Regions from separate parts of the Homo sapiens genome. Here region 2 is linked to region 1. Evidence: read pairs that join two places in POLR2A ChIA-PET (ENCODE). Cell type or tissue: PC-9. All regions are shown on one strand. Each heading gives the region's core, and the rest is flanking DNA. Links, peaks and the distances in the headings are about the cores only.

Region 1 (2,936 bases), core at 282-2,781:
CTCTCGGGCATCTGAAGGGCGCAATAACTCTGTCATGTTAATCAGCTCTTGCTGAAAAGCAAACCAGCTGAGCTGAAAGGAAATAGAAGGGACCCTGTAATGACTTCCTGTTATTGAAGTGCGTGTTTCTATGGGCATAACGCTGATATAAAAGGCAGAATGTGCCATAGGAAGTGTTCAGATCTCAACATTGCACTTGTTAGGGCCCCATCTGTTCCTTATTAGGAATGGCAGGTGGTTCAGGAGGCTGTGCACCCCTTTCTGATTTTGGTGATAATGGTTATAATCAAAACTAGTAGGATGTCTTGCCTCCTTTGATAGCTAGGTAGATGACTTTCTGGTTCAGAGGTCTAAGGATCAGGAGAAACTGTCATTTAATAATTTTATTGTGGGATAATTGATCGGAATTTTTTTTCTGTCTGATACTCAGCCTACATTCTATAAAGATACTTGAGTGTTTTAGAAAATGTGTACTTATTAATGAGCATACTTGTTAGTGTGAGGTATTTGTGACTTTTAAAAACCTGCAGTATTACTTTTAAGTAATTAACAAAATGGTTTGCTTCGTGAAACAAGAATTTTAGTTAATTTGTTAATTATAAAAGTGGTTAATGATACATATATAAGCTCTCTTTATTTCTGATATGCTTAGCATTTTTAAGCTGATTAATCCTCATGATAGCTTTGTAAAGTAGGTCAGTATTATTATCCAAGGTATATGTAAAGGAGGAAAGAAAAGGGAGTTGAGTTTGAGTCTTGCTTAGGTACTGACAGTTTGGGTTTAATAATCCTAGAATTTTGTTCACAGACATTTTTGTAACCTCAGGCTGATTGAGAATGGCTGATAAGATTTTATTGTCAAACTTGTTTACATTTAATTTCCACTCAGTACTTATTAAAGAAACAAAAAAGATATAAACTTGCCCACCCAGAAGCTTGTATTCCTTAATTTATTGTTTAAATACAAATATGATCAAGGTACTTTGGTAAAAGGTACTAAGAAACAATTCCCTTTTTATCTTGAAACCCATTAGACTACTGTTTGTCAGCTGCCTTTTTAAGCTCTTTTGAGCACCAAATAAAAAGCACACATGATAATTCATATTTCAGGCTGATGTATTTTGTCTTGCTATTTGCCTCTTGTTCTTTGTTTTTTTATTTTCTTGAATTATTTACTTCTTATTCAGTCACTGATTCAGCAGACATTTACTGAGTGACTAAACTTCTAGATTCCTCATTTGTTTTAAATACTCTTACAACACAACAAATTAGTGCAGATCCCACCCTTTGGGCATTTATAGACCAGGTGAGAATATAAGATATACCCAAAAAGGTTATATCCTGCAGTTCAGCAGGTGTCAAACAGGTGATACAGGTCCTATGTGTGTCAAAATAAGTGTCCTGCAGTGAAGAGATAGGTCACCAACAGTACTGAATTCTGAATTCTAACAAATGTCATCTTCTATACCTACACACATTATAAGGTTCACATTTATCTTAAGTTTGTGAGCTTGTTGGAGGAGCGAATTGTAACATTTTGGAGAAGGGGCAGCTTTGGAGATGGTTTCAGGATTCTAGGGATGTTCAGCGATTTTTGTAAATCCACCCTTTAATTCTGAATTTTTGTGTTACAATAGCAATTTTTTAGTTTGGCAATTTTGATGATTTCATCTAGGTTGGTGATCTATGATCTTTATAGATCTGGGGTAGGTAGAATGTTGTAGTTTATCAGCCTGAATGGGGTATATCTGGTCAGCTGATATTTTACATCTCTTCAAGGGCTACTGGAATTCTTTGTATGTCTTTTTGAGTGAATGCCATTTGTGATAGCATGTAATGTTGAAATCTTTGATAACCCTCTAACAGATGTATGGTCTCATATCCTTGTAGACTTTCCATCATTTTTTCACTTATTATTAAAATATGCATTGAAATTTCTATTATAATTATTAACTGACTTGCAACAACTGAAATCATGATTGTGAATAATTTTAATTTAGAGTATTAGCTAATTATGGAGGCAGTATAATGAATAAGAGCATGGACTAGCTGTGTGACTTGGAGAAAGTTGCTTAAACTCTACATGTCTTAGTTTCCTTAGTTGTAAATGTAGATAATAATGTCTACTTATTAGGGTTGTGAAGATTTAATACATTGCCTATCAGATACTTGGAATAATGCTTGGCTTATAGTAAACACTCAATTAGTACTAGCTATTATTATTTATTCTTATTTTTAATTTGAAAAAATAATTGCTGATCTCTATTTCATTCCAATTTTAGTGTATATGCTGCCAAAGCAAGTACTAGCTATTATCATTATTTGTAGTAGCAGTAGTAGTAATTTGTGTTGACACTTTTCATTACAATTGTTTTTATCCTGCTATTCCAGCATATTAACAAATTAATACATTCATGACAAATACATACAGTTTCTAGATGTATACAAACATATACATCTATAAATTGTGTTGGTCACTTTTATAGATTCCCTTAATACTACAGGATCTGATGAATGATATGGACATTCAGCTGAGGAAGATGTTATAAGTTAGGGTTGTTAAGGGAGAGTTTATATTATGTTCATTTTTATTTTAGGTTTTAAAGGATAAGTCTATTTTCTTTATTGTTAATTTTTGCAGTTCTTTACTTTATTGTTCTCATGAAAAGTACCTTACATATGTTGGGTACACTGTAAAACTGATTATCCACATATGGACATGCATACATACATCTTCTCTCTATGCAATTGTTACCATTACTTCCAGCATTCTCATCCAAAATGGCAAAGATAAGGGAATCAAATTAGGTCGCTGTGGGCACTGTGGTACACCAGGGACTACTTTATGGTGCTCCTGAAAGTCTTGTAGTGGTTTGGCACCAGTTAGCTGGGTAGTATGATCTTGTCATAGGCTTAGTAAATAGAGTGCAATCCAC
Region 2 (2,936 bases), core at 320-2,819, 170 kb after region 1:
TCTAAGTTGTATTGGCAGGGTTTCAAGTTATTCATTGCAACAAAGACACGGTCCACTGAGTTCATATGTGACATGCACAATCCTGGAATGCGGAAACTGGCAATTGAGGTAGGGGCAAATTCTTTCACATAAAAAACCCCAAATGGAATTAGGATCTTCCATCCCAGTGTTTTTCAGCACAGACTATGTCCATAGTTTTATCAGTAAACACATATTCTAAGGAGTAAATGTACTTTTCCACTTCTATTAACTATTACCATCTAACTAACTGAAGACACTATTCCTGGTGGAAAAAATTAATGGGTTAAATGAATGTAAAAAGGGATTCAAACTGAGAAGCCTGCTTCATAGCTTCTTTTCACACTATAAAGCCAAGTCTCAGACTTTCAGTCACCAGATAGCTCTTTGGCAGATCAGCAAATCATGGGCCAATTAGAGAGCTAATGAAGTTAATACCATTTATTTTATTTAAATATTTACTTTTAACAAGAAAAATGAAATCATCAGTGTTAAAAAATAGTGTGTCATGATTCCAAACTTTAAATTCTTTATTTTGAGAATTGTACCAGACATAAGTCTGAGGTAGATTATTATTTCTGTTCACTCTAGCTGATCAGTTTACTTCCAGAAACAATGCATTGAGACATTATGGGGGGAAAAAAATCCTAGATTTGCATTTACCTGTATTTTACTTATGGAAAAATTAGAAATCTTCTCCGAGCACATGCAGAAATTGACAATGAGAAAATAGGTGGCCCATGAATTTTATTGAATGTATGGAAAACACAGCATGGAGCTAAAAACTGGTCAAAGTACGTCAGAGGATTTGCACACTAAACAGTAGGAGAGGATATTGCCTATTTTTATTAGGGATTCCAGTTCACGCCATGTTATAAAATTTATCTTCAGGTTTTTGGGTTTGTTGTTTTCTTTTTTAACTAAAGGGACAGACTTTGTGGCTTATTTTTCAGAGAAACTAATACATTAAGGAAGAAGGATGATGAATGTTAATAGTTATACTGAACAAATATTTAGCCACTGATTAAACCACTTGTAAACACTTATACTATGTATTGAATTAAGGATCCAAGATTCAGGTCTGAGGCAACTACACAGGGATTAATTTCTTTTTGTTTCTGATTAACTTGGAAGAAAATACTTTAAAAGAGTACAGATTTGAAACAAAATTTCTGAACATGAAGAGATTTCTGAACATGAAGATAGCTGATCCTCTTTCACTGTGTATTTCACCTTGCTTTAAGTTCATTCATTAATTTATAAAACATATTCACTCAGACAAGAACAAATAGAATGGGGAAAAAGAAGAAAAAATGCTTTATGGGCAATTTTATTTCAAAAACAAAATTTAAAAATGCTTGAAAAAAAAGAGAAAAAAACAATGGAAATCAGAATGTGTGGTGTCTCTTGTTCCTTTGTAGAATATAATATTTCTCGGCCTTAATTTTTGTATTTATTAAAAAGAAATACAAATATATATACACTTAGTAGCTCTAAGGTCTCTTCCAGCACTCAAAACTGAAAGACTGAAATTACTTTTAATTTTTTTACAAAGCAAAGAAAAGAGATGTAATATTTCCTAACAAGTAAAACTTTATAGACGTATTCACTTACCACAAGACCGTCCTGATTGTCATGAAGCTCAGAAAGTTTAGTACTGGATTTCTGACGTTTAGGCTTGCTCCTTTCTCCAGCACAACCAAAAGTATTTTTGTGTACCTTTTCGACTTCCTGAGTATTCAAAATACAATCATCAAGGTGGTTGAACCCAGAAGGAGTATTTTCTTTGTTGATAAGTCCCCTTGAATTGAGAAAAAAGCTTAATTTTATTTTAAAAGATCAAATGGTCATTGAATGATACTCTAACTACATCATATCATACCTAGGAAATCCAAAGAGTGCCCAGAAATTCCAGTATGCATCTCTGATCAAAATCTGAGCAGAGTGCCACTCCTGGGACTGCTTGGTGCCAAATAAATCACATTGAAAGAGAAATAATTCCTAGAGGCAAATTGGCAAGGGCTGTTTCTACCAATGGACAGCTTTTGTATTTTACCAAAAGTAATTTGTATTCAAAAAGGGAGAACAGTGCAAGTTTATACAGAAATTTCCTATTATTCACAGTAGATGTTTAAATATATATATATTTAAAATTTATAAATTCATACAGTGTATGGAGAAAAATCTAAAAAGGAATTGTATCTTCCATTTTAGTAGTGTAGAAATGTGTATTGAACAATGAGAACACATGGACACAGGAAGGGGAACATCACAGTCCGGAGACTGTTGTGGGGTGGGGGGAGCGGGGAGGGATAGCATTAGGAGATATACCTAATGCTAAATGACGAGTTAATGGGTGCAGCACACCAACATGGCACATGTATACATATGTAACAAACCTGCACATTGTGCACATGTACCCTAAAACTTAAAGTATAATGATAATAAAATAAAAAAAATTAAAAAATTAAAAAAAAAGAAATGTGTATTTCAATCTCATTGAATTATTAATAGATAATCTTAGTAGAAATTATATAAGTTAATAAAAACTATGGAATACAAAGCATTTTAACTGAAATCTGGATTTGTTACTTCCAAGTACAGACCTCTTTCATGACATAGTTGTAGAAGTAGATATGAATGTCATAGAATTTAATTCATTTGATGTTCATAAAACAGTTTTAAGTATTAATATCTTAAGCATTCCTATAATAGGTTTTCACAAGAGTAAATTAGCAAACTGAGTTAAAAAAAAAAAGAAACAATATCATGGAACAAATAAAACCATCAGCACAGCACCATGGCTTGGTAAGGAACAAATAAATGAGACTTTATTCTCCTCCTTCGTGGTATGAGTGAGTTAATGTACCTCCCTAAACACCTAAAACTGCATCTTGAAATAAATGAATTCTAAAGAG

The links. Peaks named below come from ENCODE experiments on the same cell type or tissue, not always from the same donor. Only the 100,000 strongest peaks of a DNase experiment are listed, where the experiment ranks them.
Region 2: POLR2A ChIA-PET joins it to region 1 with 5 read pairs; 4 of 35 experiments call an interaction of 5 or more read pairs at or near these places.

The regions. Positions count from the first base shown.
Region 1 is chr4:88,613,553-88,616,488 of GRCh38, forward strand. All of the region lies in intron 3 of HERC3 (HECT and RLD domain containing E3 ubiquitin protein ligase 3), which reads left to right. Among named protein-coding and RNA genes, the nearest start is that of HERC3, 23 kb to the left of the region's middle. In PC-9, for the core only: no CTCF peak of the experiment used is centred there; no DNase peak of the experiment used is centred there; H3K27ac peaks cover 1,367 bases.
Region 2 is chr4:88,779,533-88,782,468 of GRCh38, forward strand. It overlaps FAM13A (family with sequence similarity 13 member A), which reads right to left. Exons shown (of 24, transcript NM_014883.4): 11 at 1,633-1,819. Among named protein-coding and RNA genes, the nearest start is that of FAM13A-AS1, 71 kb to the left of the region's middle. In PC-9, for the core only: no CTCF peak of the experiment used is centred there; no DNase peak of the experiment used is centred there.